6 separate regions of the Homo sapiens genome follow, and regions 2, 3, 4, 5 and 6 are each linked to region 1. A link is an interaction called in ENCODE POLR2A ChIA-PET data of the cell type or tissue named here. Cell type or tissue: MCF 10A. All regions are shown on one strand. Each heading gives the region's core, and the rest is flanking DNA. Links, peaks and the distances in the headings are about the cores only. Region 1 has its middle 60 kb from the start of KCNK2. Region 2 holds the start of KCNK2 (potassium two pore domain channel subfamily K member 2). Region 3 overlaps LOC124904510 (a long non-coding RNA gene). Region 4 has its middle 220 kb from the start of KCNK2. Region 5 has its middle 210 kb from the start of CENPF. Region 6 has its middle 180 kb from the start of KCNK2.

Region 1 (5,241 bases), core at 583-4,582:
TGTACACAAAGGAATAAACCACGGTAATCCACAGCACAGAATATTATTCAGCTATACTTTCAGACCTAATGGATTTCCAAAAGTTACTACTGATTCAGAAAAAAGTAAGATGCAAGAAAAATTGTGTACAATATGGTTTATTTCTGTAGTGCAAATAATGACAAAAACATACTCACATATATGTGTATATGTATGCACATAATATATAATGTGACATAAACTTAGGGAATCTTTTGAAATAATGCAGAATAATACATATTAGTCCACACTAGTTAAGGGGGTTTACAGGTATTAATATTTATATTACTTAAAGTAAGTGGTGTAGGAGAGGTAAATATAGGAGAATGAAGACAGGGAATAGGGAACAAATAAGGAAACAGAAAAAGGAAAGAAAATGTTATACTGAAAAGAAAGCCTTATAATAATATCACTTACATAAAAGTATAAAAGTCCATATGTATGCATATTTTCTGACCTGGAGGAGCAATTTATAGCACCTTTATTGAGTGTGCTTTTCTAGAGTACTTTTTATGTCTGAACTTATTTAACCATCACCATAATCCCACAATAATATTGAAAATATTATCCTCATTTAACCAATGAGAAAACTAAGAGGTTAAGTAAGTAATTTATGAAGAGTTACATGATTATTTAGCTCCAGGGTTTGGATTTGAACCCAGGCACTGTGACCCTAAAACCTTGGCACTTAACCATCAGATAGCTTAGCTTTTAACAAATTTATGTCCAAGACATATTATAAGGCTAAATTCACAAATTGCAACATAATGTGTGTAACACTGTTTTATCTCAGTTAAAAAAAAAAAAAAAAAAAACTCCTGTAGATACATAATGAACATATGTTTTATAGACATATATTTGTTTGAGCAAGAAGAAAGATGTAGTTTAGTCCACAGGCTATTAAATTTGTTAGCTCTGGTGGGTGGAGATGGATATAAAGACAAGAGTGGGGCAATTGGTTTTGGTTTTATATACCGCTAAAACATGTTTGATAAGTACCTAGATAGTCTCCTACACAGTGTATAAAAGTTAATTGCTGAGATGTTTTGTTTTGTTTTGTTTTTCTCATTTAGGGCTCTTTGATATTTAAGCAACATTTGTTCAATGGGAATTTCAGGCATGAAAAGCTTTATAAAGGAGGTGGCACTCAGTATATAGGTAAGATTTTGAGATGTCAGAACAATTACATGAAAAAAAAATTATGGCAAAATATTGCAAGACATCTTTAAGCCTACTCCTTCAATAACCTGGGCTAGAGGAAGTGTTTTTGTATGAAAGCAATGTTAGAAGTCTGAAAGACGGCATAGGCTTATACAGCCTTGAATGCTAGGATTAGAAACATATTATTCACTGCGTAAGTGAACTGGGCTCCTGCAATACTGGACCTCTTAAAACTGTGCACTAACCGTATGAGAGTCTGATATGGATGCAGCCTTGACATCAGGGAGGGTCCTAGGCTTGGCTCCAGCCTGCAAGTCCTTTACCTAATACTGGCCCCATTCAAAGATTGTTTTATTCCATGTGTCTCTTGTCACCCTTGTTCCACAGATGCCTATGGAACATCTGGTAGTTCCAGTGAGTCCACAGGGTGTCAGGTGTCAGTGCAGAAGCACTTGCTCCACTCAGATCCCTATACCTGCCTTAGGAAGTTCATGCCACCTTACTCTTCCAGAAGCAAAATAAATGCCCCATCCATAAAGGACCATGTTTCCTTTCTCCTGCCTACTCCTTGGCAGCAGTTTTACTTCTGCACCCTGCTGGATTTTCCTGGCAATGGTTAGGAAAATCCGCAGAGCTAGGTATGCAGATTTCATCCTTCTCCTCTTTTGTGTCCTAATGACAAGAACATTAAAGGCAGCAAGGTGAAGTGGAGGGGAGACAAAGCAAAACAAAATAGAGTATAATGTAGGATTTAGGTTGGACACATCTCAGATAAAAGCTGCATCTAAATCAACATAGCTTTGAGCCACCTCTCATGCAAATTTCTTCACCTGGAAAGCCAAGTGTTTTGCAAACCCAAAATTTTATTTTTAAAATTGTGCAATTGTTCTGCATCATTGCCATTACTGATGAGAATATATGTCAAAACAAATTCAGGAATTTGGTGCTTACGCAATGACATTCACTGGTTGCTGGACTTTAGCTGGAAAAGTCGTCGAAGCCAAATCAGTTTATAACATGGTCGGGCTCACTGACTAGGGCACTCAACTATTGATTATGATTGTTGTCCAGTGATTTAATGTAAAATACTCTTGCCTCTTTCCATGCTGTAACTGCTTTAATGTAATTCAATTCAGAGTATAAAATGATGTTGAAGTGACATACTTATGGCTGAGGGGCAGATTTTAAAAGGTGATTCATTAAAGGATTACTGAACTGGCACATTCAGTTATGCACAGCTGGATTATATGGCAGGGTTCTCTGTCAAGAAGAGTGCACAGGAAGATGCCTTTGTAGTAGAGGGCTGGCCTGAGCCCAAAGAGCTTATGTATTTCCAAGAATAAATTTCATTCTCTCACCATACAGGAAAAAAAGATACAAAAAAAATAATAATAATAACAAGCCTTAGAGAAAGTTCCTAAAATGCAAGAAGGGATTTTTTGGAAAGGATTTATACAGTTGTTTTACAGTAGCAATAGCTCCATTAAAACGAAAGGCTCATATTTCAGGGCCACCTACTTCAGTTTCAAAATCTGTAGGCTGTGGAAATCCATGTGTTAACAGGCATACTGTTCATACTTAGATATTGTATCACTGAGTTGTTTCTTTCCATTTCTAGTAATTCTTTTTACCCATGTGATTCTAACCCCACTAATAAAGTCTCTTTTAGATTCATGGCCTCTGGGAAGGAAAGAAGGAAGGAGTAAATCACTGACTTTCACTTTAAAAGTCAAAGTCCTTGCATAAACATTAAAGTTGTGAAATCCAGGGTTTGTTTCTTTCTTTCCCATTTTAGACAAGATAAAGATTAGCTGGGCTGGAAAAGAAGAGAAAAATCAGGGAGAAGGCAGATTAGATGTTCCTGGTGTTTTGGGAAAGGGCCATGTACCTTCCCCAAACCATAGGCCAAGTTAGGCAGAAGGAAGGTTGCACATCTTCAGACAAGTTTAGGGATTTGAATGGAGCCCGTGACCTGGAACTTAGTAAGGGAGTGCATTTTAAAAAAATATCCTGTGCCCTCCTTGGCATGATAGCATTTGAATAGTAATGGTTCCATAAGGTATTCAGCCAAAAAAAGGCTGAGACAAATTTGAAAATCCCCTGTGGACCTAGAATGGCACAAGAGAAGAGCCACACACGTCTCTTGTTTCACAAGAGGAGCTCATAAATTGCCAAGCAGATTTGAAGAGATCTGATACAAAGGGCAAGGAAGACATGGTTACAACCTGTGGAGGACTCAACAACCAGTGATGTCACAGCAAATACTTCCAAGGCAGATGTCAAAATAGCCACACCAAGATCTTGGGCCTCTTAAAGTTCTAGAACCCAGAAGAAAACATGGGATTTGGGAAGATCCTGAATTGACTTGGAAAAGACCTTGAAACAATGGAAGAAATTCCAAATTGACTGTTAGAGTGCTCCTAGGAAAGGAAACAATAGGATAGATAGATGGATTAGATAGATAGATGATTAGATAGATAGATAGATAGATAGGAGGGGATTTATTGTGGCAATTGGCTCACATGATTATGGATGCCAAGTCCCACAGTGTGTCATCTGCAAGCTGGAGAACCAAGGAAACTGGTGGTACAATACAGTTGAGCCAAAATGCCTGAAAACCAGTGCAGCCAGTGCTGTAAGTCTCAGCCTGAGGCTGAGGCCTAAGAAACTGAGTACTGCTGGTACAATATCAGAACCCAAAGGTCTAAGACCCTGGAATTCTGATATTCAAGGGCAGATGAAGATGGTTGTGGCCGGGCGCAGTGGCTCACGCCTGTAATCCCAGCAGGCGTGGGAGGCCGAGGCGGGCGGATGACGAGGTCAGGAGATTGAGACCATCCTTGCTAACACGGTGAAACCCCGTCTCTACTAAAAATACAAAAAAGAATTAGCCAGGCGTGGTGGCGGGCGCCTGTAGTCCCAGTTAATCGGGAGGCTGAGGCAGGAGAATGGCATGAACCTGGGAGGCGGAGCTTGCAGCGAGCGGAGATCGCGCCACTGCACTCCAGCCTGGGCGACAGAGCGAGATTCCGTCTCAAAAAAAAAAAAAAAAAAAAAAAAAAGATGGTTGTCCCAGCTCCAGAAGAGAGGGCAAATCCATCTTTCCTCTGTCTTTTTGTTCTAGCAAGGACCTCAACAAATAGAAAGGTGCCTGCCCACCTTGGGTAAGGGCAGATCTTCCTTACTCAGCCCACCGATTCAGATGCCAACCTCTCCTGGAAACACCCTCAGAGATGTGTCCAGACATAATGCTTTCCCAGCTATCTGGGTAACCCTTAACCCAGTCAAGCCGACACCTAAAATCAACCATCACATTGACCAAGATTGAATTTCAACCAGATGAAATAGGGAACTTGAAATATAACTTAAGTTCACTTATAGGAAAATAAAATCATATTTCTTAAACCGTTCCGTTGGTAAGCTGAGAATTGCAGGTACTTAATATGACTACCTGAAGCATAATTTTTCACTGTCTAAACATAGATGAAAATTACTGTAAAGTTAAAAAATATGTTCTTAATATCTAATATCCAACTCTCATCCATCATTGAAAATATAAACTCTGTGTGATTTAAAAAATTTGAATTATTTAAAATAATTGAAATTATTGTCTTCCCACCACGATTGAATTTTTTATATTATACTAGAAGATTAGAGGTAGGCAGACCAGGAGACTTATAAAATGAAATTGAAAGGTGATATCCTATGTATGACATTTTACTTGGAGAGTCTTTAATCCCAATAATGCATCTGACAGTATATGGCGAGAATGTAGCATAAAGTATAAAGCAAACTCTATAATTTACACATCCAAATGAGTATCATTTTTCACTTGTTACACTGGAAAACCATTGAGATCTAAAGGTACTGTGGTTTGGCCCAGCACGGTGTCTCACTCCTATAATCCTAACACTGAGAGGCTGTGGTGGGTGGATTGCCTGAGCTCAGGAGTTCAAAACCAACCTGGGCAACATGGTGAAATCTCGTGCCTACTAAAATACAAAAAATTAGCTGGGCATGGTGGCGCATATCAGTAGTCCCAGCTATTCAAGAGGCTGAGGC
Region 2 (5,190 bases), core at 1,191-5,190, 62 kb before region 1:
TAAGAACGTGTATGCATATGCTGTAAATTGAGAGGACTATGAAGGGCAGAGATAGTATCTTGAGATCCATGGCAAGAGGAAATGAGAGAAAGGGTCCTCAAACAAAAAGCAGGATTAAAGCCAACAATAATTTTTCCCCTCAGTCCACTATTCCAACTCATTCAAACAATGTAAAACCAAATATGAAATAAGAAAGAACATGCTCAGATGATGACTCACAGATAATTTCCATTCCAATTTGAATTAAATCAGGTAAGAAAAGTGGGCTCTATAGGAAAACAAATGTGTATACAATTAAAACATTTTCAACAACCAGTCAAGTCACTCCTTGTGAGAAAATTCTAAAGTTTTCTTCTTCACTAAGATCCCGATTTGACCAATGAATTGTTTTATGCAAAAGAAATCTACAAAAACCAGAATACTGCCATCTCTAAAGAGCCTAACTGAAACTTACTGTGATTAATTTTTAAAACAAAAATGTTTTTCTGTAAGGATATTGTTCTGCTATTATAAAGTAAATTAGAACTAAGTTAGTTTTATTCAAAAACTCTTTTTCTGTGTACTAGTAAATTTCTCTTAGCTGGGGGTTAGAGAAGCAATAATTAATCACTTATCTGCAGATACTTTAAAAAGGTAGTCATCAAAGTTATACCTTGGCTTCAGAGGTAAGCTACAACTTATTGACCTGAGCGGTACCCATCTCAAGAGGGTCACATCATGAATTCATCTTTTCTATCTTATGATGGCCACTGCCAAGATTAAAGCACATTTCTGTATATTTTGTTTTCCTCCCCTTTGCCACAGCAATGTTTCTCAGTTGACAATGATTATCCTAACCATGAGGACCTTCAGCGTGGTAACCCCAACCCCATGGATGTCCACTGGCACTTCTAAGACAGGGCAAAGGGAAAGAAAGCAGGAAGACAACAGGAAAGAAATACAGAAGAACAGAAGCAGAAGAGGATGTGAAGGAACACTGGGAGAGAGAACTAAAAGAGGAAGAGAAGAAAAAGTGGCAGAAGTGAGAATATAGGCAGGAGAAGTGGAAATGAGACAAAGAAACTGGGGAAAAGAGCTATATGTTAAGGCAAATGAGGTGGGATAGGGCTCCCACCAGCACACCTGTAATACACTGGGCTACAAGTTGTCTCCTCCTATCACTTTATTTCCCATTTGGGGGAACAGAGTAACAACTCCTCCCATGCCATTACCTGAATGAGTTCATCCAGCTCCGTCGAATTGACACAGGAATGTTGGGATATGAATGTTTGCTTCTGGATCACAATGGTGGTCCTCTGTGAAATCTCATGAGGCTGCTCCAATGCTTTGAACACGGTGGCTCCGATGATCAGATAGAGGACAACCACCAGGAATATCGTGGAGACCGTCTTCCATTTCATAACATTAATGGTCGTGTCACTCTCCACCCGGGAAGCAAGCACTGTGGGTTTCGTGGAAAACGAGAGCCTCGGTTTGGAGTTCTGAGCGGCAGATTTAGGATCCAGCAAGTCAGGTGCCGCCACTGACAACAACAGAGAATGAGGGTTAGGTTGGAGGAGATGAGAAGGGAATTGGTCGGGCTTCTTCTTTAAGGGGTCAGAGAAGGTTGATTGAATTCCGCTCGCTCTCCTAGTGGAAGCTCTGGAACCCAAACCAGGAGTGCTGTCACTAGATCTCAGGACCACATATATGGGTTCAAGGAAAGGGGGCTGGATCTGTGCTCTCTGCTGCTATTGGAGTTCAAAATGAGAGGAAAAAAACTGGAGTCGAACCAAGAAACTTCAAAAAAAGAAAAGAATGCCTGAGGGCTTCTTAATCAATTTCTAAATTTACATCTGTCCACTGTGCCGGTCCACAAAGAGATACTGAACTCCTAAGAGTTGATGGTACTTAACTAGATATTTGAATACTCAGGAAGACGGCTCATGGTTATTCTCGTTCTCAAGAACTTTATATCACAAGCAAGCAATATAAAGAACATTCTCTATTTTCATTTTAAAATTTATTACAATAAATGAATTGCATTATAAAAGAATTTGTGATCCAAACATTGTTACTCAAAATAAATCATTCATCATTTTCTGGTAAAACATGGTGGTAAATAAACCACTCGATGGTCGAATCTTGTCTTTTTGCCTGTCCTCCAAAGTGGGCTCATGATGAAACATTCTCTGTATTTTGTTTTTCAATCTTGGACATGTTTTACCAATAAAAGTTACTGCTAATCATTGTGTCAATCCTAGGCACAACCTAGAGAAGACAAGTAACTTCCTTTTCAAATGTGAACAATATCAAGAAAAAAATGAAAACCGTGGCTCACACCTTGACTGTCTACATGCTCTGTTCAAAGCTAATTGCTCCATTAGAGTGGATTTATATGGTTCCCTAACAAATTGCCATATAGTCGGAGGTGACTATAAATCCATTTATTATTTATCACAGCTGTTCAAAAATATCATTAATGGATTTCTTTTTCAAAAATATAAGAGATACTAGACTTCTACTTGCTAAGAGGAAAATAAAACACCTACTACAGGACATTTTGTGGAAAGACAACATTGAACTAAAAAAGGTTAATAGAATGGCCGAAAAATAAGACTTTTAAAAACCATCAACTCAAACAGAATAATCAGCTTAAAGTCCATAATTGCTACAGATTTCAGTAAACTTGCTATCGTGTATATAATATAGATTATAAAATGATAATCTTATCTAAAACACACTTTCAGGTAAGTATATAAGAAATCTCCATGGAATTGCACTCAAATACCCTACAGGCATCTGAAATTACTTCAGTATGAGAAGCTAATAAAAAATGCCAGTTTTCACATGGCTACCTACCCTGCCCTCTTACCTAACACTGTGAGTTAATTGTAGGCTACCATAGTTTTAATTCATAAAATACATCTGTAATTCCCCATCAAAAAGAAGCTTTGCAAACAAAGATATTTAAAACACTAGACCTAAGTAGTGTTGTAAAATGATGGCAGAAGGCAGGATCCTCAGTCAGCAAAGCTCCAAATGGATCTGATTTGGAAGAGATGAAATTAGAGCTGTGATGAGGTTTCTGTACCCATGGCTCCAAGTGGAGATTCCATGTACATATAGCTTATTACAGCAATTTCCTAAGGTTCAACCTACTACACAGAGGAATGCACATGTTTCTCTCCTGATACATTCACCTGTTCCAAATAAAGCCACAAGCTAGTAGATACCTTTAAAATATTTATAAAGACACCTTCACTCAAAATTAGCACTGGGCATGTGTTTAATGCTATAATTAAAAAAAACTGTTAAAATGGAAGTGCTGATAATAGCTAAAATCACTATAATCTGCAGACTCCCCACAACCTCCTAGCTGCTTAGTGAGTCTGAGTGAAAAACAAAAGTCATAATTTAAAATTTAGCCATCTTTGGAACAAAAACAACAAAAAAATCACATAGAAGTTCCACAATTATCTCTCTAAATGAAGATTTCCAAGTCTCTCCTCCTCAGATCTCTGTGCTCTCCTATTTGTGATTTTTCACATCAGTGGTTTACACTCTGCAGAACCAGAAAGCACTAAGACTGTTTACCTTGATGGCACCAAATCCCAATCTGAAATTCCATTAAGACATTGCCACATGGCCATTATATGCTTTTTGGGGAAAGGGGCAGGTATTTTTAAGAGTGTGTGTGTGTGTGTGTGTGTGTGTGTGTGTGTGTGCATTAACCTAATACATTTCCAGAAGGAGTTTAATTCTTTTAAGCTGTTGCCTTATTTTTTAATTAGCAGAAATATATGTAATGTACATTTGGCAGACAGAATGGACAGAAACTGATGAAATACCAAAATAATATTTTTAAAAAATAAAAGCAGACTTTTATCTTTAATACAGGGAACCTCTTGGTTTCCACCTCCACGCCATTTGATGTATGATCAGGGAGAGAAGCTGCCCCTTCCACACACACTCAGCACCGTCACTACCCACTCCCCTCCCCCAGCTCATCACAGTCTTCTGTTAATCCCGGTCTTCTGTTCTCACCCAGATATGTCTTCGCTCCAGCGGCGACTGACCACTGAATAGCAGCGGAAGCAAGCTTTTTTCAGCACCACTGCCTGTCCCACCAGGCAATGGGCAACAAGTGTGACCGGGGTCACCATGAGTCCTGCCTGCCGGCTACTCCCAAGGGCTGACCCTCCTTCTCCATGGGAAACTCCCCCAAGGTGTTCCAAACCCATACCTCAGGCAGATGCAAAAACCCCGGGCACCGGCGGGAGAGGGGGGAGAAGCGGCGTGGAGAGGATCTGGCAAGGGTTTGCCTCCAAATCCAGATTATGACCCAACACTTTGGACGCGAAGCGAAGATGGGAAACGGCCGCTTGCTGAGAGGGGGCATTTGCAGTCCTCCCAGAAAAGGCTGGGGCAGGAGAGCGTGCGGCCAGAGGGGTGGGGGTACCGGAGGGGGGGTCTCACCTCCTGCTCTATAGCCGGGTCTCTCCCGCGAGGCGCTGGGAAGCATGAGGCATGCAGCATTCAAAATGTTTTTTGAAAAAGACGGACTTGAAGCTTTTTTTTACAAACACGCCATTGTACTCACTTCTTATTCAGAGACGGGCTGCGCGCTCCGAGCTGCACGGGCAGGCATTTTCCCCGGCTTTGTTTTACAAGGTGGGGAGAGCGGGGCTGGACGCGGGAGGGGGCGGGGGGGGGAGCGTGAGAAGAAACGAAATCGCGGGAAGGAGGGGACACCGGCGGGCTGGGCAGAGGGCGAGGCGGAGGCCAAGTTGGGCTTGGGCGCCGCCGCCCCCGCGCGCGCCTGCTGCCGGGCCCGGGTCACCCGGAGAGCGCGGGCGACCCGGGTCCCGCGCCTGCCCGCCGCCGCCGCCGCCGCCGCCGCCGCCACGCGCTCAGCCCCGGGCTGCTCGCTGGCCCGGCCCCGGCACGGCGCGGCGCGGGGGCGGTGGGTGCAGCCCCAGCTGCCGTGCGCCCCGGCGTCTTTGTGCGCGAGCCTCGTTCAGCCCCTCTTCGCATGTCTTTGTGTGTCTCCCCCCGCAATGCCCTCCGTGCCCCGCGGGGGGTGTGTGGCACGGTCCGGGCGCCCGCAGCTCTGCAGCCCTCCGCTGCTCTCCCTTCCCGGCTCGCTCCTGTCGCCCCTTGCCGGCTCGTTTCCCTCCTTTCGGAACTCCCTCCTCTTCGCCTCCTCCC
Region 3 (5,241 bases), core at 715-4,714, 66 kb after region 1:
ACCCAAAAGTCATTTCAACTATGGTACCTGATCCCTCTCCCTTCTGCCTCCACTTTATCCTATACATATTTTTGTCACAGCCTCCATATCACTTTATGCCACTTAGTGATTCATCTGTTGGTTTTCCTCCTTAAAACTAGAGATTGAATTGTATTTTACTATTTACCCTCAGCAATTAGCATAGTCGCTTAACAAACGTTTTTGTTTTTAGATTGAATTACTTAATGACTAAAATATAATAACTAGACTGATACATCACAGTCCAAAATAGAAGTAAAGAAATTATTATAAGAAAGCCATGGGATAGTGTTCAGACAGGAAACTAAAGTATTAAGGTAATATTGCAGCAAGTTGGGGTTGCATTTTAAAACTGTAATTAAAATTCCTTTCTCTTTCTTCCAAAAAAGAGAGTGTGGCCCCCAATGCTACTTAGGCGAGTGAAGAACAAAAAGCTAAAGCTTTTAGGAATGAATTAACAGCATTTGCAGTGACCTAGGTGAGACTGGAGACTATTATTCTAAGTGATGTAACTCAGGAATGGAAAATCAAATATCGTATGTCCTCACCAATATGTGGGAGCTAAGCTATGAGGACGCAAAGACATAAGAATGATACAATGGACTTTGGAGACTTGGAGGGAAGGGCAGGAGGGGGTCAAGGGATAAAAGACTACAAATGTGGGGCAGTTTATACTGCTCAGGTGACGAGTGCACCAAAATCCCACAAATCACCACTGAAGAACTTACTCATGTAACCAAATACCACGTGTACCCCAATACCCCTATAACTGATGGAAAAATAAAAAATAATAATAAAATAATAAACAAAGCTAAAGCTTCTTCCTTCTACCTTTAATTACGGGGAGCACAACATGGCTTTAGAATTGTGAAAGGCCAGAGAACCCCCAAGGGTTTCAAGACAGGTTCCAGCAGGGCAGAGTTACTGGACTCTAGACAAATAGAAAATGGCAGGTTTGTTCCTCATAGAATTCTAAGAAGTTTTCTCAAAGTATTTCCTCATTCCTCTGAGAGCTGCAGTTGGCCTGTGGGTCCAGCAGTCAGAGTTTGTGTCTAGGCTGAGCATCACATGCTCTTCGGGTGCCCCTGTGCCCAACTGTCCTCTTCTTCTCAGTGTTCTGGAGCCCCCTCCCTTGACAGGTGGTTGTTACTCCCAATTTATTCTCAAGCTTGTCAGCTAGGATTATTTTCCTCTATCATCTTAGACAGTTCAAGAGGTAATCTTAGCAAACATATTATCTAATCAATACAATCACTTTCAACTTTATGGTTTGTATACACAGTGATCCTTAATTCTAGCTAATATTTCTACAACCCCACTGCCATGTTCTGAATGTTTGTGACCCCCTAAAATTCGTATGTTGAAATTCTTACCCCCAATGTAATGGTATTAGGAGGTGGGGGCTTTAGGAGGTGCATAGATCATAGGCCTGGAGCCCTCATGAATAGGAGGCTGAGAGAGACCCCTCATCCCTTCTATGTGAGGTTAGAGTGAGATGATGGCTATGAGGAAGGGCCCTCACTAGACACCAAATCTGCAGGCATCTTGATCTTGAACTCCCCAGACTTCAGAACAGTGAGGAACAAATGCCTATTGTTGTAAGCCACCCAGTCTATGGTAGTTCATAATAGCAGCCTAAACTGACTATGACAGCCACAGAACCAGAATTAGCATGATTACAAGCTGAATACAAAAGAGAGAAGGTCGCTGATGAGTCAAGAATTATCCCCCAAATCCCTCTTTACCAAACAAGGGCAGAAATGTAGGCAGCATTCCATATTAGTGAGACAGAGTAGGATGTCAGGGGGTCGTTCCGGCATACAAAAAACCCACAGCTGAGAGGCAGTGAACATCGGGGAACCTCTTGGGAGGAAATAATGGCCAGTTATGGGAACTGGTTCAAAGAGGATAGGAGAAAAGAGTCCCAAGAGCAAGCTAGGATCCAGTGAACTGAAATACTACACAAGTGTTAAGTCCAGGTTCTCATTACAAGTAAGGGTTTGGACTCAAGAGACAAGGAAGGGGAAAGAGCCTATTTAATGAAAAAGGCACGGGTAAGAGCTCACTTCTTCTTCCTAAGCAGGAAGCCTGGGTTTGGAGACGGGAGTTCGACTCAATCTGCAACTGAGTATGAAGAAGGTGCAGCAGGAGACATTTGAGCTCTTGCAGAGACAGGATGTTGCACAACTTGCCACATGATGTTCAAAATATGCGTCACTATCTTGCCAAGGGCCAAACACCACAGGCAAATGAAAAACATATACCCATCTGTCTTAGTCTGTTCATGCTGCTATCACAAAATGCCTGAGACTGAATAATTTATAAGGAATGGAACTTTATTGCTCACAGTTCTGGAAGCTGGGAAGTCCAAGATCAAGACACCAGTAGATTCTGCGTCTGATGAAGGCTTGCTCTCTGCTCTCAGAAGGGCACTTTGGTGCTGTGTCCTCAAAATGGCCAAGGTGGAAGGTCAAAGGGCCTAACTAGTTCCCTTGACCTTTTTTATAAGGGCACTAATCTTCAGATTTAATCATCTCCTAAAGACCCTCCTCTTAATACTATCACATTGGGTCTTAGGTTCCAGCATGTGATTTTTAGGGGGACACAGACATTTAATCCATAACACCATCTGTTTTCAACATACACGCCCACAGACACCGCCCATCCACCTCTGCATAGAACCTCTACCTCATTGATCCTTTACCTCTCCCTTGAGCTTTGATGCATTTTACTCTGTTTTTCCCTTTTTCAGACCTGTGCCCCTCCTCAGCATACTAGCACTCAGTACATAAGAAATGGATCCTCTACCTAAACCACCACTGTAAGCAAGATGTTTGTCTCACCTCTAATGTGCCTCCAGTAAACTTTTTCTTAAAACTTCCTGAAACTTTAAGGGAGAGAAAACAGAAATGTTGTCCACACTTGCTGATGGGATTAGAGAAAATGCTTCTCCTCTTCCACACTTCAGGAATAGTAGCAAACCTCAGAGAACAGGGAAAACTCCCTGCTGAATTTAATGAGGTAAAGCCTCAGAATTCGGAAGTAGCAATTTAATTGGGGACCTCTGTCTATTCATTAGAATATTCATGAAGATGACAAAGTTTCTGAAAGCCTATAAGATAAATAAAGCCAATGATAGTCTCAATCTTAACGATAGAAGCATGCCCAGTGCTTACACAGTGCCTCATACACAATACATACTTAACAAATAATAGTTAAATTAATTAAATGGTTAAATGAGCCAATGAACGATCTATCTTTATTAACCTTTTCCTGGATTTTGCAACTGAAAAGTTGGGAAATTCTTTACAACTAATTAAAACCTGCAATTTAAACACATAGCTAATTCATCTATGTTGGGGACCATGAACAAATCTTATTCCTTCATAACACTGTTTTTACACAGCTCTCTTCTCTTTCATTGTTGGGTAAGTAAGCCAAAACCTTCATGTTCTTCTTAAGAATCTTGAGGCTGGGCACAGTGGCTCACACCTGTAATCCCAGCACTTTGAGAGGCCGACGCGGGCAGATCACGAGGTCAGGAGATCGAGACCATCCTGGCTAACACAGTGAAACCCCGTCTCTACTAAAAATACAAAAAATTAGCTGGGAGTGGTGGCGGGCGCCTGTAGTTCCAGCTACTAGGGAGGCTGAGGCAGGAGAATGGCGTGAACCCAGGAGGCAGAGCTTGCAATGAGCCAAGATCGTGCCACTGCACTCCAACCTGGGCAACAGAGTGAGACTCCGTCTCAAAAAAAAAAAAAAAAAGAATCTTGAAATACTGAGCTCCTAGTACAGAATCCCAAGCCTCAAATCATTTCCACATTCTCTCCCATTTCATCCCTCATAATTTTCTTCACTTTCATTTTATACCTTCCTCCGCATAGTCTTTGGTCAAGTATACAAATCATTGCATTAATGTGTACTTTCCAAATTCCTGATTAAAATTTAATTACTAATAAGATAATAGTAAAGTGGCAACAGATATTTTCTGCATTGCTTTTAAAGAAAGGTGAAGTAATTTATGGGACTTGGAGTTCCCATGAATAGCTTACTTTGTTATAAGTAAAGTTAATTATTCATCTTTTTATAAATAAAATCTAAAAATAAAATATGCCAGGAATAATGACAAATAGATTTGATTAATTTTGTAATTTATTCCATTTCAATGGGTCTGTCAAGATCTTTTTTTATTTTTTGCTCACTAATACAATTATATGCAAAGCCCAAACCATAGAACATGGAATTAATTTCCACCATTTCACTGTCATTATGATTATCATCATCAAAATTATTAGATTGGCCATTTTCCTTTCTGGAAAGGAAAACAATCCTTAAATGTGGAAAACAGTCTACATCCATTGAAATTCTTTCCTATACCGGTAACTTATATGCCCACTGGCTCTGTCATGTATTGGTATTGTTTTGTAAGGAGTATAAACAAGGGGCAAGGGATGCTGAAGTACAAAGTAAGTGACACTCCTCTCCAAGAAGTGGGATAAAACTCAGAAACCAGAATGGCCCGGTCTCTGCCCCCATTTAGTGTGTGGAAGAGAGACTTTCTCTTTTGTCTTGCCCTATGCTCAAAAGCCTTAGGACCAAAAGCAGTAATATAAGGTTTGTTAATTCTTCATTGAGTACCATATGGCAACAAGAGGACACTACCATGGATGTCAGCAATTATTACTAAGCCAATTCAGGCCACCACGTTACTCTTTTGGTATTCTTCTTCCATTAACTATAAGCAATATAAATCATTAATACCATATAATACACTTAAACACTTTTGCCCAATTTAAATTGAAGATAGTCACTGTTACAATTAGGGCTTTGGTCTTACAGACAGACATTCCTGCCTTCTATTCTTGTCATGACTACCAATGGCCAAGTGACCTTATGCACCTGACCTATACTCTGCAGGTCAGTTTCCTCTTCCATACACTGACACAGTCAGTGCATATTTAATCAAGGTCATTAATTTTAGGAAGTGCCAAGCACAAGTGTAGGAGCAGTAAAATACTGTCTTAAAATAGTAACATGTGTGCTTTTCTTTATATATAATCTTACCAATTAATCATTTCCTCAAGGAAAATTAGTTTTTTTCTATAACAAGGACAAAGAAGGAGAAACAATAAATTTGCTGGTTTTCAACAACTCACAAATAGGCTCTTAAAGCTCAAAGAACTAAGACATAGAGTGTTGTGGGCTGATTTATGCCCCAAC
Region 4 (5,241 bases), core at 721-4,720, 160 kb after region 1:
TTCCTGTAAAGCCTGCAGAACCATGAGCCAATTAAACTTCTTTTCTTTATAAATTATCCAGTCTCAGGTATTTCTCTATAGCAATGCAACAACATAATAATACCATACATGATGGGCCAAAGAACAGAGTTGAGAATGGAGATTGTTTTCTGAATTTTCCATGCTCTGTATATAGTGTGTGCTTAATAAATATTTGCTACTCAAATACAATTTGCAAAATATGGCAAATAATTTTTTTATGGCTTAAAGTTAATTTAACCTTCAGAAGTGACTTTTTACTTCTTTTTTCTTTAAATGCAGAGAAGAAATGGGAGAGTGGCTTTCCAGAGATACTAATAGAAGAGAATGTTGCAAGAAAGGGTGATTTCTTATTCAAGTGAGATATATTTGCATCTACTAATTAGAAAGTTATTGGTGATCCCAGAGGCAACAGTTTCAGGAAAATAGTGGGAATCATGAGCCAGAATGTGATGCTTTGCGAAATGAATTGGAGGGACAAGGAGTAAAAGCAATGAAGAGATAGTCTTCTTTAACCTCTACTTTTTAATTGTGTAACACATCATTCAGAGGAGTGTATTTAACGTATGTGAATAGTTAAAAGCAAACACACTGTAAAAGCTTCTAAGCCTAAAAATTACAGCATGACTAATGTCTTTGAATCCCTCTATGCACCTCCTTGAGCACGTGCACTTCCATTCACCAAACATAACCAATAACTGAATCATGAGTTAATCAGTGCCTTGCTTTTCTTTCTACCTTTGCCATGCATCCATACACATATCTCTAAATGACAATTTTATTTGTTTTACCTAATTTGAAAGTTTATATAGGCAGAATCATAATCACATATTCTTCTGAAAATTTCTTTTAATACAGTAATGATTTTGCATTCATTCAGGTTGATTCTTAAAGTAATAACTCATTTATTTTTACTGATACATAGTATTCCTTTCAATTGAGGCACTAAAATTGATTTATCCATTCTCCGGTTAGTGAATACTTGAGTTGTTCTCTATTTTCTGGTATTGGGAAAATGCTGATATTCATGATATTATGCAAGTCCCTGGCACATGTGCAAGAATTTCTCTTACAACATACACAAGAGTGGAATGACTTTGTCATAAGGTATGTGGACATTCAACTTTATTGTGAATTTTTCTGTTTTTAACCAAACTGGTTCACCAAATTAATAATCTTACCATTTGACCACAGCTTCTCCAATACTTAGCATTATCCAATCTAGTGCACTTTTAGTTTGCATTCTCTTGGATACACATTTGTTTAATATATTTTCTCTTGTTTTGGCCGTTCAAGATGGCCTCTTTTGTTCAATCCTAATTTCTTCTTTCCATTTTTTGTTCAATCCTGTTTCCTCTTTTTTGTTCAAACCCAATTAATGTTTATTTTGCCCTTTTTGGGCAGTTGCATTTATTCAATAAATTTGTAGCCATTTTATGTATTTGGTATACGAATTTTTTATTAGTAATACCTGTTTCAAATATTTTCTACCAGGTTGGAATCTCTCTTTTTAGTCTCATTATGGTCTCTTTCGATGAACAGAAATTTAAAGTTGATATAGTCAAATTTATTAATCTTTTGTTTTATGGTTTGTGCTTTTTCTCACTTTTTAAGGACCACTCCACTAACCAATTGTTAGCTCATGTGTTCTTCTAAAAGTTTTGGTTCTTTTTTTTCCATTCAAGGTCTTAATGCATTTCAGAATGGTCTTACTATGTAGCATAAAGTAAGGATTCATGTTCGTGTTTCTTTTTGTTCCATAGAGAAAACGAATTGTTTTAGTAACATACTGTATTCTGAGTAGACATCCTTTCTGCATAATCTACAATCGCACCTTCATTATAAATCAGAGTTTCAGCTATATCTGTGATTGTTTCTATGCTCTCTATTCTATTTCACTGGTCACTTATTTTATCCCTGTGCTCTACTTTCTGTAACTTTATATGAAAAAGTTTGATATCTAGTTAGGAGACTCTACTAATATTGCTTTTCAAGAATGTTTTTGTTATTCTTGGTCTTTTGCACTTCCATGTAATTTTTTAATTGTCTTTTAAAGTTCCACTAGAAAATCCTACCAGGATTTTTATTGCAATTGCATTGAATATATATAAAAATACATATGTATGTGTGTATATACACACATATATAAATATATACATATCCACATGTAAATATGCTTATATAAACTAGAAGAGAATTGACTTTTATTTAGTATTCTTTCTATCCATGAGAATCTCTTTCATTTTATTTAGCTAATAATTAATCTTTCAATTAAGTTTTATTATTTTATTATTTTATCTATACAGCTCTCATATTTAGTAATTTTTATTCTCAAAGTATCTTTTTTGTAATTATAAATACTTTTTCATAATTATATTTTCTAGCTCTATTTGCTTTATATGTTCTTATATGCTTTGTATATTACTTGTGTACCCAGTAAACTTAATGAACTCTTTTATTAATTCTAACATTCTTCAGATTGTTTCGAGTATCTGATAAAGGTAGAGAGCTAATCCATATCACTCAGCTTTTTTTGGTCTTTCTATTTGTTATAAAATTTATTTTTTGTTTTTGCCCTATTGCTCTAAGGCTCTCAGTTAAATGTTAAGTATATGTGATTATAGTGGTCACTACCGATCTTAAAGAAAATACTCTAACTTTGAATATGATGTTTTCGTAGAAACTTTTAAAATATACTTTATTGAGTTAAGGAGATTCTCACCTATTATTAGCCAAGTTTTGCCTGTTGTAACAGAGATCTAACTTTTAAAATGCCTTATATAGACAGAAGTTCATTTCTCTGTCACATTAAAGTCTAAGCTATTAAGGAAGTCACTTTGTATACAGCCATCAGGAATCTAGCTTCTTTCTATTTTTCCACCATTCCTAAGGTGTTTCCTCCTCCACAGAGTCTGAGATAGCTCAACATCAGGTCCCTTCTCCAACCAGAGGAAGAGAGAGCCATGCTCCCTCCCTATAAGGGTACAACTCTGCAATTCCACAGATAACTCTAAATTATGTCCCATTAAAAAGGCCTTCATAATAGTCACAGCTAGCTTCAAGGGAAGCTCAGTTCTTACCTTGAGCAATTAAATGCCTAACATCTAATAAGGTGTTATGTTATTACAAAGAGAAAGAATAAAAAGATATAAGAGAAAAACAGCAGACCCTGCCACATCTTCTTTTTCTAGTTGCTAGAGGTATTTTTGGTAATAAATGTGCATTAAATTTTATCAAATCTCTTTTATGCATCCAAAGTGAACATATGGTTTTTTCTATTTAAACTCATTAAAGAGAAAATTTATACTAACAGATTTTCACATTTTTGAGCCACAGTAGTATTTCTGGGAAAAAAAATAATTTGGTCATGATTTTTTCATTCTTATACATTATTTAACTTGGATTGCTAGTATTTTGTTTGATATATTTGCAGCAATATTTATAAGTTATATTGGTCTGTAAATTTTCTTATATCATCCTTGTCTGGGTTTTGTGTCAAGGTTATATTAGCTGCATTAAATAAGTTAGTCATTATTCTGACTCATTTGGTTCTCTGAAAGATTTCGTGTAAGATTGTAGTTCTGTTTCTTGAATGTTTGGCAGAATTCATTGGGTAAAAAATGTCTGAACATGATGTTTTCTTTGTAGGAAGATCTTTTAAATAATGATCCTATTTCTTTAATGTTTAAAACTAAGTTATTTTTTAAGAAATGTATCCATTTCACCTATGTGTTCCCACGTTCTGAAATAACTTATTTACCCATTTTGCGGGTTGGCAAAACGTGGGATAAGAAATTGCAAAAAGATATAGAAAGCTAACTTTTAAGAAAGAATAATGCTGATAGGATAAGTTCTGGAATCCACACTGGATAGAGAGGCAAGTGACACTCGCTAAAAGATGAAATAACTAGAAAAACCAAACTACTTTTGCAACAGGATATCGTATTGAACACAGAGAAAACATTCCAGGAGAAATGAAAAAGGCAATGCATAGGTAATGGTTTCAGAAGGGAATTTCGGAATATTAATTCCTGGAGGTGGAAATGTACTGAGTAAAGTCAGATTATAGTGAGCACAAGGGGCTTGGAAATAGGACAGATAGAAGTAAAGACTGTTAATGTAAAAGGGGTTGAAACACTGAAACTAAGGGGCTGGTTGTCACAGTCCCAGATGTTAAATATGTGCCAATTCAGGAAGAGTCCCTACTCTGATGGAGCTTAAATCCAGCAAGGAAGACAGAATTTAATTATAAATTGAAATATGAGTACAGAAATATGAGACATACTTTTTGCGGGCAGAAACCTGATATATGCTTAAGAGTGTGAGATGAGATGGCTTCTATAAAGAAGCAATAGTTGTGTTAAGAGTCAAAGGATGAGTTAACCAAAGATAGAAAGGAAAGCATTCCAGACACAGACAACAGCACATGCAAAGACTCTTTGGTATGGACTCTTGCAGTAAACCAGCTGAGATACTATATCAACATGGCTTAAGCTGAAAAGCATAGTGGAGAAAAGTGAATATTAAAGACGTTTTTCTGATATAAAATCAATAGTATTTGGTGACACACTGGATGCAAGGGGTAAAACTTTAATCTGAGGCAATTGGGTAAATAGTAACAACTAATCATTGAATTAGGAAATGTTGGGAAAGTTTTTTCGGGAAAAGATTAGAGCTAGAAAATCAGGATTTCAGTCTTGCCCATATTACATTTAAGATTGCTTTAGCTAACTCCAATGTGAAATTTCTAGTAGGCAGCACCTCTGAAGATCAGATATGAAAACCATCAAGAAAGATATTAACTTATATAATGGATGGTATATTAAGCTGTGAAAATTAGCAAATTTTGGGGGTGGAAAGAATTTCGACTCAATATAGAAAAACTGTATATTTAGCAAGTTTTCAAATTATACAAGAATGGAATGTGGTCTCAGATTGGGCTGGTGGTCAAAAGTGCTTTACTCTTATCTATAATGTTTGACATTTACAAACATATAGTGTAACCATGTGTTATATACGTAATTTAAACATTATTTTTAAATTAAGGACCAGAAAGACTCTTTAGACTAAATGCAATGGCTGAGAGCATGGAAGAACAACAGCATATAATGCAAGGTGAAAATAAAGGCAATTAAAATCTTTAGGAAACACAAATAAACAAATACCATACAAGATTATCATAGGCCAAATATGAAGCAAATAAAACATGGCACGATTTTAAGA
Region 5 (5,241 bases), core at 458-4,457, 210 kb after region 1:
CCTTTGAAGATGGAGAAAGAGGCCACAAGCCAAGGAATACAGGCAGCCTCTAGACACTGGGAATAACCCTCAGCTGACAAACAGCAAGGAAACAAGTCCTCAATCCTCCAATGACAAGGACTTGAACTCTGTCAATGATCCTGGAAACAGAACCTCCTCTAGAGCCTCCATAAAAGAATTCAGCCCTGCTGACAATTAGATTTCTATCCATTGATACTCATGGGAGGATTCTGACCTGCAGAACTGTAAAATAACAAAGTTTTGGTGCTTTAATCCACCAAGTTCATAGTCATTTGTTACAGCAGAAATAAAAATCTATACACATGGACACAGTTCCCACAGCTTACATAGAGAACCTCAGGCAAAAACATTAAGTTCTTATTTCTTGTACAGTACTTAGTCTATGCAGCCCCTTGGGAACACCATGAAATATGGCTGTAAATATACTGACCCTTCCTGAGGATCCTCAAATGGCTACCATGGCCGTAACTCACTTCTGAAAGTTTCCTGACATCTACATCTCCATGCACTGAACTATGCAGCCCTAACGCCTTGGAAGTAAATAAAGTAGGAAAGAAAACCTGATGTAAGGTGATCAAAGTAGTTCACCTGAAGCTTATCTGGTGATAAGTGACCCAGGAGAACGCTATATTTTGACACAATCAAATCCTCTATTTGACACTAAAAGAGTCATCAGACAGAGGGTTGTTGGAAAGAAGAGACAGAGAAAAATGATAAAAAGAAGGCATTCAGAAGCTTACAGAAGGCATGAGTACAACCAACAAGTTAGCAGAAATGTTGATATTGAAAGAAGGACAAAATGAGGAAACCACAGGAAGTTATTTGATGATGGTAGGAGCAAAAGAAGCAGAGTGTCCACAATTGTCCAACAGGAGAAGGAATCAAAAAACTCCTCTTACAGAGGGGGCATGAGAGAACAGGACTGCATGAACCATATTGTACTGGAATAAGCTTCCAGGCTCCATGAAGCCTTCTGAGAAAGTTTCCCATTGTTTATTTCCTTTCTTTGTAAACTTATATCAAGGCTTTTTCTCCTTGGGTGAACTGACATCTCTCTTATTTTGCAACCTGAAAGAACTGAACTAACACGCAGATTCACAAGACTCTACTTGCTGAGGGTGACCTGCTCTGCTGAATGAAAAGACAATTATTGCAAGGGACCCTCTTGACTTTTGACCTCTGTGGATTTCATTTATTATTGTCTGTTGGGTTATTTATTGAGAAGCTGGCTATGATTCCCCAAAAATTACTCTGATAACCAGCCATTTCAAACATCACAGAAATGAGCAGTTAGATTAGATAAACAGGAAATCAAAAACTAACTTTAATTCTACACAACTATATCATTTAGCAATTAAATATATACATAGTCATAGTCTACTATCATTTTCAGTTGTTTCAGGGTATTATTCCTCTTTCCTCTATTAAACTATAAATTGTTGAAGTGAGAGGATCTATATTTTGTATCTCAAAAATGCAGAATAATTAACTATATACCTAATATGTATGTATTGACCCATTGCCTATTGGAAGTTTTGACAAAATAATCTTGTTTCTGAGAAAGAGGATCAAAATTCTCATAGCATAATCCAAGACCATCTCTATTTCCTTTCTACCATGAAATGCTATCCCCCTTGACCCCTCTTCATGAAGGAATCTTCTTCTAAATGTTTCAGTTACAAGAATAATACCCCAGCAATAGCAGACATCAGATCTACTACTTGGAAATGTCTTTCCTTAAAAAAAAAAAAAAAAAAAAAAAAAAGGATCTAGAGTTACATTAGGTATACACATGGCTTCCTTACCTATCTTCCAGATACAGATAAATATAGCTACCATTTGCTGAACAACTATTATGTGCCAGTCATGGTGTATACATTATAACTAATCTTAACAAGAACTGTTGTGAAAGGAAGGCACTGGTCACTACTTTAGAGGTGAGGAGCTGGACTTCAGAGGGATTAAATTGCTTGGCCAAAAGTATTCAGCTCTAAATGGCTGATTCTAAGTCAGTATGTTCCAAGTCCTCATGCCTTCCACTTTCTCATGCCTACCTTATATTCTTTGTTTACTGATTTGAAGTGCGCAAGAAAGCAGACCCTAACTATCTCAGGAAGCAGGAAGCAGGGTTATGATTCCTACTTTAATCTGTCTAATTTAATTATCAAGTGCTCAAGGAAGGTCAGTAGTCTGTGCTATAGCTTTAAGGAGAAAAGGTTTGCATTAGGACCTGGTGCCACCTATTGGTTAATCCATGAGACCAGTGAGATAGTAGTTCAGTTTCACCTCTACTCCCTACCCCCAAAATCAACCAACCTAGAGGTCATGCACGAATTCTTTAAAAATAGAAGTCATGTCAAAAACTTTTCTCTCAGTTCCATTCTTTCCCACCTTCAGTCTCCAAAATCTGTGTTCAGCCAGTTGCCGCCATGTAAAAATGACTGAATTTAGAAATCAATTCCAGTTCTCCAATTAACTACTATAAACTCTGGGGAGGTGAGTTGGTTTCCTTGAGTCTGAGTTTCTCACCCACAAAATAAGATGATACCTGCCTTCCTTCATACCGAGTTTATTGTGAGGATCATATGAGACAACATATGAGAAAGTGCAGCATAAATAAGATAGCACTTTATTGACCTCATGTTATCGCCGCCTTTCATTGCCACCTATCACTACTTTTCATTTAAAGTTTGATTTCTGTGAGAGTGCTGCTCATATGCACATCTGCCCCGTCACTACTAAATCACAGATTTCCTAAATGTATTCTTGTCTGCCTATGTCAGAGTTCATGATCTCTTTTAGATTGTGAATTCCCAAGAAAATGGGCAGAACATAGCATCTTTATGTACTCATAGTACATACTACAAGGTTGCACATATACTGGGGTCTCAAAGAGATGTTTAATTTTTTCAAATATTGTTTCCTCAATGAGCATGTGGAAACAATAGTGAGATAGTAGTTCAGTTTCACTTCTAGTGAGAATCAACTTTGAAATGATTTATTGAGAGAAAAGGGATGACTTTTAACGGCAGGTAGTATTGGAGATCCAGAGGAGTAAGGGAGGTAATGTGAGTTTCAAATATACATGGTCATAAACTCTTTTGCGAAAGAACTGAGGATGGAAATGCTGAACAAATGATCCCCTTACATTTGTCCATAATTTTTTATTTTTTAAAATTTTCTGCACAAATACTATAATTATAGAGGCATTTTGGCTAAATCACTTATCCAAAAGTTACAGTGTACAGGCATGCCTCAGAGATATTGTAGGTTCAATCCCAGACCACTGCAATAAAGCAAATATTGCAATAAAGTAAGTCACATGAATTTTTTTGTTTTCCAGTGCACATGAAAGTTATGTCTACATTGGCCAGGCGCGGTGGCTCATGCCTATAATCTCAGCACTTTGGGAGGCCAAGATGGGTGGATCACCTGAGGTCGGGAGTTTGAGACCAGCCTGACCAACATGGAGAAACCCCATCTCTACTAAAAATACAAAATTAGCTGGGCGTGGTGGTGCATGCCTGCAATCCTAGCTACTCGGGAGGCTGAAGCAGGAGAATCGCTTGAACCCAGGAGGCGGAGGTTGCAGTGAGCTGAGATCATGCGATTGCACTCCAGCCTGGTCAACAAGAGCGAAACTCCATCTCCAAAAAAAAAAAAAAAAAAAGTTACGTTTACATTATAGTGTAGTCTATTAGGTGTGCAACTGCATTATGTCTAAAAAGTGTACATATCTTAATTAAATATGCTTTATTGCTAAAAAAAAAAATGCTGAAATCATCTAAGCCTTCGGCAAGTCATAACCTGTTTGCTGGTGGAGGGTTTTACCTCAATGTCGATGGTTGACCTGGGCGGTGGCTGCTGAATTTTCGGATGGCTGTGTCAATTTCTTAAAATAAGACAACAACTAGGTTGGCAATGTCAATTGACTTTTCTTGTCACAAAAGATTTCTCTATAGCATGTGACAATGTTTTATAGCATTTTACCCACAGAAAAATTTCTTTCAAAATTGGTGTCAATATTCTCAAACTCAGCCACTGCTTTATCAACTCAGCTTAATATTCTAGATACTTTGTTGTCATTGTTCACAGTATCTTCACCAGCAGTTGAGTCCATCTCAAGAAACTGCTTTCTTTGTTCATCCATAATAAGCAACTCCTCATCCATTCATGTTTTCTCATGAGATTGTGGCAATTCAGTCCCATCTGCAGGCTCCATTTTAATTATATTTCTCTCGCTGTTTTCACCACATCTGTAGTTACTTTCTCCACTGAAGTCTTGAACTCCTCAAAGTCATTCTTGAGGGTTGGAATCAACTTCTTCCAAACTCCTGTTAATGTTGACATTTAGACCTCCTCCCATGAATTATGAATGTTCTTAATGGCATCTGGAATGGTGAATCCTTTCCAGAAGGTTTTCAATTTCTTCTGCCCAGATCCATCAGAGGAATCATTATCTATGGCAGCTTACGAAATGAATATCTTAAATAATAAGACTTGAAAGTCAAAATTTTTCCATGATCCATGAGCTGCAGAATGGATGTTGTGTTAGTAGGCATGAATGCAACATTCATCCTCTTGTGCATCTCCAGCAGAGCTCTTTGGTGAACAGTTGCATTGTCAATGAGCAGTAATCTTTTAGAAGAAATATTTTTTTCTCAGCAGTAGGTCTCAACAGTGGGCTTAAAATATTCACTAAACAAATCTATAAAAAGATGTGCTGTCATCCAAGCTTTGTTGTTCCATTTCCAGAGCATAGGCAGAGTAGATTTACCATAATTCTAAAGGGCCCTGGAATTTTCAGAATGGCTAGTAAGTACTGGCTCCACCTTAAAGTCACCAGCTTCATTAGCCCTTAACAAGGGTCAGCCTGTTCTTTTAAGCTTTGAAGCCAGGCATTGACTTCTCCTCTCTAGCTATGAAAGTCCTAGACCCCCTTCCAATAGAAGGCTGTTTTATTTACATTGAAAATTTGTTGTTTAATATAGCTACCTTCATCAATGATCTTAGCTAGATCTTCTAAATAATGCTGCAGCTTGTGCATCAGCCCTTGTTGCTTCACGTTGCACTTTTGTGTTATGGAGGTGACTTCTTTCTTTAAATCTCAAGAACAAAAACTCTGTTAGCTTCCAACTTTTCTTCTGCAGCTCTCTCACCTTTTTCACGCTTCATAGAATTGAAGAAAGTTAGAGTCAAGACTGGACTGGACTTTTGCTT
Region 6 (5,241 bases), core at 868-4,867, 120 kb after region 1:
ATTGACAGAAAAGGGTTAAAAAATTGTGAATTAAAGGTAAAATACAATTGCATCTAAATAACTTTAAGATTGTTTTGTCTTTTGTGATATAACACATTATCATTACTGTTTACCAGATAAAAAAAATCAATATATACTTGCCTTAAGAACCACCACATTTAAGGTACTTTGAGTCTTTTAATTACAGCAAGAGAAAAATTTCAGAACACCTAGATGCAAAGACTGGCCAAAGGTTTTTATTCTCCCTTTACTCCCTATCAGGTATAGTACAAGGATACTCAGATAAGTAAATCCCACACAGCTGCTGCCTTCTGTTGGGAGAAGGAGTTCTTCAACTACGTAAGTGGTCTCATAATCCATAGCAGGATAGCCTTCTGAATAGTGGGGTAGACACGAGAGGGACTGCTTCAGAAGCAACCAAGGATTTGTAAAGTATGCCCATGCAACTATTATATGCGACAGAGGTATAATATTAATCTCACAATAGAATTTATGATCCTTTGTGATATTCTGTGTTTCACATGTTCGACTGTGTTGTGTATTATTTTAGGACACTGATGGGCAAGCTTTATCATGATTTTAATTAAAAAAAGAAAACAAAATAAGAATTATTTCCAAAGAGAACATTTAACAAAGGATGATCAGATTCCATGTAGTCTCCTTCCTTTTGTTTCTTTGTATATAGTCACCAATCATTCATTCATTGGCTTCTTGTGAGAAGGAAAATGGTTACAAGGTAGTATAAAGAATCTTGGGTCTCAAGTAGGGTATTTTCTCAGGAGTGTCATAGAAGAGAGAAACAAGAAGGGAGAAAAATGCTGTAAAACATTGGATTCAACAGCGGAGGAAAAATAAAAAAGAATTTATTGAAAGATATATTTCTAAAAACAAGTGAAACCTATTAATAAAACTTACCTTTTATTGCCTAAGAGTTACAACGTTAGTTTCATTTCCAAATGATTTTGTTTAGCAATGGCTCCTAAAGGTATACTTTTCAAAATTTCTACCTTTCCTCCATTTCACTTTTGCAAAGCAGTTACTGATTTGTTATCCAAGGCTTACGTGTATTAAGGGAAGCAGTTAATGATTTTGCAAAATGAGGTCACACTTTTTGTAATGTGAATACTCACAGTTTATGTAATTGTTTAGCCAATTTATGTTTACTTAACATCGATATGACTATGCAGAAATGTTAATTTACCTTTTATTCATTTGATACCATAATCTTAAAATTATACTTCAATTGTTTTACTAAAATGAGTTTGGTATCTCAGAAAAATTAAAAATCTAGACAGCTGTTCATGCTAGCCTCTAATGTATGGAAACAATTTCTATGAACAGCTCATTTTGGATCCATTTTATTTCTCTTGGGAACTTAATATTTATAATATAGGTTACTTTTGAATCTTCTTAATTTTATTCTATTATTAAAAAACAATTAAGTCTTCTCTCCTATGTGGAGCCCATTAGTATTTTCAATGTTTGTGAGTTTCTATGGGTGGGGGCAGAGGGGGTGGTTCATATGTATGTCAGTTTGCATTTTAAAAAGAATTAGGGAAGCAGAAAAGTGCATGTACTAAAAATAACTTTAGAAATAGAACATTCACTTCTGGATTATGGGCAAAGAGGTAATGTTGGGAAAATAGACAATAAGACTTTAAGCAAGTTTTGTCTCCTTTGATTTTGTTTTTAAAGACTCCAACTTTTCTACTGCTAGATATAATTTTTAAGAGCTTTGCTCAAGGGAAGTTTAGGAATGTGAAATAAAACTGTCAAGGCAACAGCATGTATAAATTACATGGTATTATATTTCAAGGTGTACAAAAAGCTAGTGTTTTTGTTTTGTTAGCCTTAAGAGCACAGAGTATATGCTGTTCTCTTTGAAAACTTCAGTGCAGAAAAAGCATTAAATATTATACCAAATAGCAATTTGTATTCAATCTATCCTAACTTTTATTGCTTGTTTGGTTTTTTGTTGTTGTTGCGAGGCCATTGTATTATGATGTCAATTGCATTCATCACTAGCACTTATATTATCATAAGAAAAAAAATCATCTGAGAATAACGGCCAAAGGAATCACAGACACACAGAAAGACTGCATTTTAGACACACAGAAGTCATAGCTTAATTTCCCAAAGAAATTGAGTTGGTTATTTAATTCTGAGACAGATCTAGTTTGATTAAAAATCAAAAACATGATTCAGAAGAGCAAGTGAATTTAATATTACAGAATGATGTCACTATACTTTGTACTTTCTTTTTTCATGTAATAGTTTTTAAAAATCCTAAGAGCTAGACAACTAATTATTTGTGTACTTACTCATGTGCAAATGTTGATCACTTACCCCATTTTTGTTAACATACCAGATAATTGGCCAGTGTCTAAGTCCATTTGTGCTGCTATAACAAAATACTTGAGACTAGGTAATTTACAAAGAACAGATATTTATTTCTTACAGTTCTGGAAGCTGGGAAATTGAAGATCTAGACACTGGCAGAATTGGTGTCTGGTGTAGGCTCTCTGCTTCTAAGATGGCGCCTTATTGCTGAGTTCTCACACATCAGAAGGCAGAAGGGCAAAAGGGACTAGGGCACTCCCTTCAATCCATTCATAAGGTCACTAATATCATTCATGAGGGTTCTACCCTCATTACTTAACCATATCCTAAAGGCCCAACCTCTTAATATTGTCATACTGGTGATTAAGTTTCAACATATGAACTTTGGGGGCACATTCAGATCACAGCATCGAATACAAGTCTTATACCATATTTGTTCACATATCATGAATAGCCACTGAATTGTTGAGAAAATAGCCATTAACTATGATGGGGTTATCCTAATTAAAAGAATTTGTTTTCAAGCACAAGGAATTCTTGACTTGGATCTGGTCTATCCTAGCCACCTAGCTGAGTCATCTCTGACTAACTATTTAGCCTCTTTAAGTCACAGTTTCTATATTGCACAAATTAAACAGTGCAAACTAGTCAGGAAAGTGAACTCAAAATTCTAGGTGAATTTCATGGAATTTTGGTTTGTTTGTTTTTCTAGTGTTTGTTGGTGTTGGTGTTATTGTTGTTTTGGTGTATCCTCCAAAATAAATCTCCTTAAGACCACTCTTACCTTTCCTTTTTCACAGCATGTCTATGGATGTGTTAGATGGCAGGCTCAGGATACTTCGTATTTGTTATCAGAGCTATGCATTTCATTGATGAGTAATACAAGTTCAAGAACATGATTTCCTCTTTTAAGCAGGGAAATTTTTACCAGTGTTTTCCCATCCTGGACATCAAGCCACTTTATCTACAAGCATTTTCTCTTCACTTATTCATTAATGATATCTTCTTTGAAAGTTATTTGCTGAGTTTGGTGATGTTTTTTATTCTACCTATAAAAATTGTAAGAGTTTTCTTCAGAAAAATAGGCTGAGACATTGAGTAGAACATTGAAGACATTGATTTCAATAAATCTTGTGATGTAATTTCAAGAATACAAGAACTTCTACTAAATTTGATCCTTGCCTTACAGGAATCATCAAAACTTCAAAATCAGTTAACAGCAAACTAAAAAACAAATCAAAAGAAAATAATTAGGATATATGCTACCCAAAGCCATTTTAATTCATTATCTTTCTGTTTCATTATGTTTTCTCCTAATCACCAATTTTTACATAATAGTAAAGAGATATATTTTGCCATTAAAATGTATTTCAATATTTGCCAATTCATTGCATTTATTGTAATCAATTACAGTAAATACTATCCAGCCTTTATTTCTCATGAGTAGTTGTTTCTACACAATCTATGAAAATTCCAAGGTACAATACAATGTTGGAATTCTATCACCATATTCCTTTCTTGGTCTCTAGTCAGTAGGGAAAAAAAATCCACAGAATTGAGCTAAATTGAACAAATTATCAGCTTTATTTATGGATCTCCGGGAACAGCTAGACTGAACACTACAGCAGTGCTGCCTCCTTCCACTCAAGTTTTGGAATTCAGGATCCACACTATTCTGACTCAAACGTTAAGTCACAAGTGAGGAAGTTATAACTGAGACAGTAAAGATCTGACTTGGATTACTCATTTCATGATATAGAAATACAGAAATGTTTGAGTGCAGGTCTTTCCAAGAGATTGACAGAAAGCTAAGAAAGAACTGGCAAAGTCACCCTGCTTTGGCCCCACCCTCTGATTAATGCAGTTGATATGCAAGTCAAACTTCTCTCTCTCTTAAACAGAGAAGACACTTCTATGGGGAGGCAGGAGGGAGAGTTAGAAAGAGAAATCTCAATTGTTCCCTCCCAACTTGTCATCTTCCTCCACTTCCCTAGCTGCATAGTGGAATGTATTTTCTCTAATGAAAACATTTGGACAGTTACATCATTCGTATATGCTTCCACACACACAAACACACACATACACATACACACTATTATCCTTAGTTTCAAAGGGTGGTTCTTAGGTGGCAATATGTGGAGGCTTGATTTGAACGATTAACAAGTAAATATCCCTTTTATTAACTCAAGCAGCATACACTAAGAGTTCCAAGACAAAGTTCTCAGTACTCTGGAGCAGAGAAAAGCAGAAAGGGATAAAATGATGCACAGCTAAATAACAAACAAATGACTTCAAAGAGATTACAGTAAGTGTTTCAAATATAGGAACACTGACCAATTAGTCTTTTGTTTGATTTTTAGTGCCTAGAGCTTGTCGAGGTAAATTCTTAAATTATGAATGGCACCATACGAAGAAGTAAATAATCGTGAGCAAGTCAAATGTACATCTAATGAAAATTTTAGAAGAAAAGAAAATAAATAATAAGACAGAGGCAATATTTGAAAAAAAAATATTGCCAAAAGGTAACAAAAGTCACCAATTCAATAGATCTAATAATACACCAAATCCTGCATAGGCAAAATAAAAAGAATTCCTATTCACTCATATTATGTTGAAAGTTTAGAACACCACAAAAATGAGAAGGAGTAAAAAGCAACCATGAGAAAAGAAGGCAAATCAGACTGCCAATTACATATCAAAAAGAACAGCAGAAGTTGGAAGATGGTATAATAGCATTTTCAGTGTTGAGAGAAAATCATTGTCATCCGATTATATCCAGCAAAAATACCTATAAATAATAAGGCCTCTTGAGTAGCTGGTATTACAGGCATGCACCATCACGCCTGGCTAACTTTTGTATTTTTAGTAGAGACAGGTAGTTTGGCCAGGCTGGTCTCAAAC

What was found. ChIA-PET counts read pairs that join two places held together with the same protein. Peaks named below come from ENCODE experiments on the same cell type or tissue, not always from the same donor. Only the 100,000 strongest peaks of a DNase experiment are listed, where the experiment ranks them.
Region 2: POLR2A ChIA-PET joins it to region 1 with 12 read pairs; 2 of 35 experiments call an interaction of 5 or more read pairs at or near these places.
Region 3: POLR2A ChIA-PET joins it to region 1 with 17 read pairs; 4 of 35 experiments call an interaction of 5 or more read pairs at or near these places.
Region 4: POLR2A ChIA-PET joins it to region 1 with 14 read pairs; 2 of 35 experiments call an interaction of 5 or more read pairs at or near these places.
Region 5: POLR2A ChIA-PET joins it to region 1 with 19 read pairs; 2 of 35 experiments call an interaction of 5 or more read pairs at or near these places.
Region 6: POLR2A ChIA-PET joins it to region 1 with 25 read pairs; 2 of 35 experiments call an interaction of 5 or more read pairs at or near these places.

The regions. Positions count from the first base shown.
Region 1 is chr1:215,020,538-215,025,778 of GRCh38, reverse strand. It overlaps a transcript of KCNK2 not described here. Among named protein-coding and RNA genes, the nearest start is that of KCNK2, 60 kb to the left of the region's middle. In MCF 10A, for the core only: no CTCF peak of the experiment used is centred there; DNase peaks (open chromatin) are centred at 2,118, 2,398 and 2,778.
Region 2 is chr1:215,082,700-215,087,889 of GRCh38, reverse strand. KCNK2 (potassium two pore domain channel subfamily K member 2) reads right to left here and starts at 5,153. Exons shown (of 7, transcript NM_001017425.3): 1 at 4,459-5,153; 2 at 1,212-1,522. The coding sequence starts at 4,504. RefSeq lists an enhancer at 4,273-4,795. In MCF 10A, for the core only: no CTCF peak of the experiment used is centred there; no DNase peak of the experiment used is centred there.
Region 3 is chr1:214,954,491-214,959,731 of GRCh38, reverse strand. All of the region lies in intron 1 of LOC124904510 (a long non-coding RNA gene), which reads right to left. Among named protein-coding and RNA genes, the nearest start is that of KCNK2, 130 kb to the left of the region's middle. In MCF 10A, for the core only: no CTCF peak of the experiment used is centred there; a DNase peak (open chromatin) is centred at 2,221.
Region 4 is chr1:214,860,942-214,866,182 of GRCh38, reverse strand. No RefSeq gene overlaps it. Among named protein-coding and RNA genes, the nearest start is that of KCNK2, 220 kb to the left of the region's middle. In MCF 10A, for the core only: no CTCF peak of the experiment used is centred there; a DNase peak (open chromatin) is centred at 1,072.
Region 5 is chr1:214,806,069-214,811,309 of GRCh38, reverse strand. No RefSeq gene overlaps it. Among named protein-coding and RNA genes, the nearest start is that of CENPF, 210 kb to the right of the region's middle. In MCF 10A, for the core only: a CTCF peak has its summit at 2,266 (motif pointing left); a DNase peak (open chromatin) is centred at 2,259.
Region 6 is chr1:214,900,801-214,906,041 of GRCh38, reverse strand. No RefSeq gene overlaps it. Among named protein-coding and RNA genes, the nearest start is that of KCNK2, 180 kb to the left of the region's middle. In MCF 10A, for the core only: no CTCF peak of the experiment used is centred there; DNase peaks (open chromatin) are centred at 2,931 and 4,151.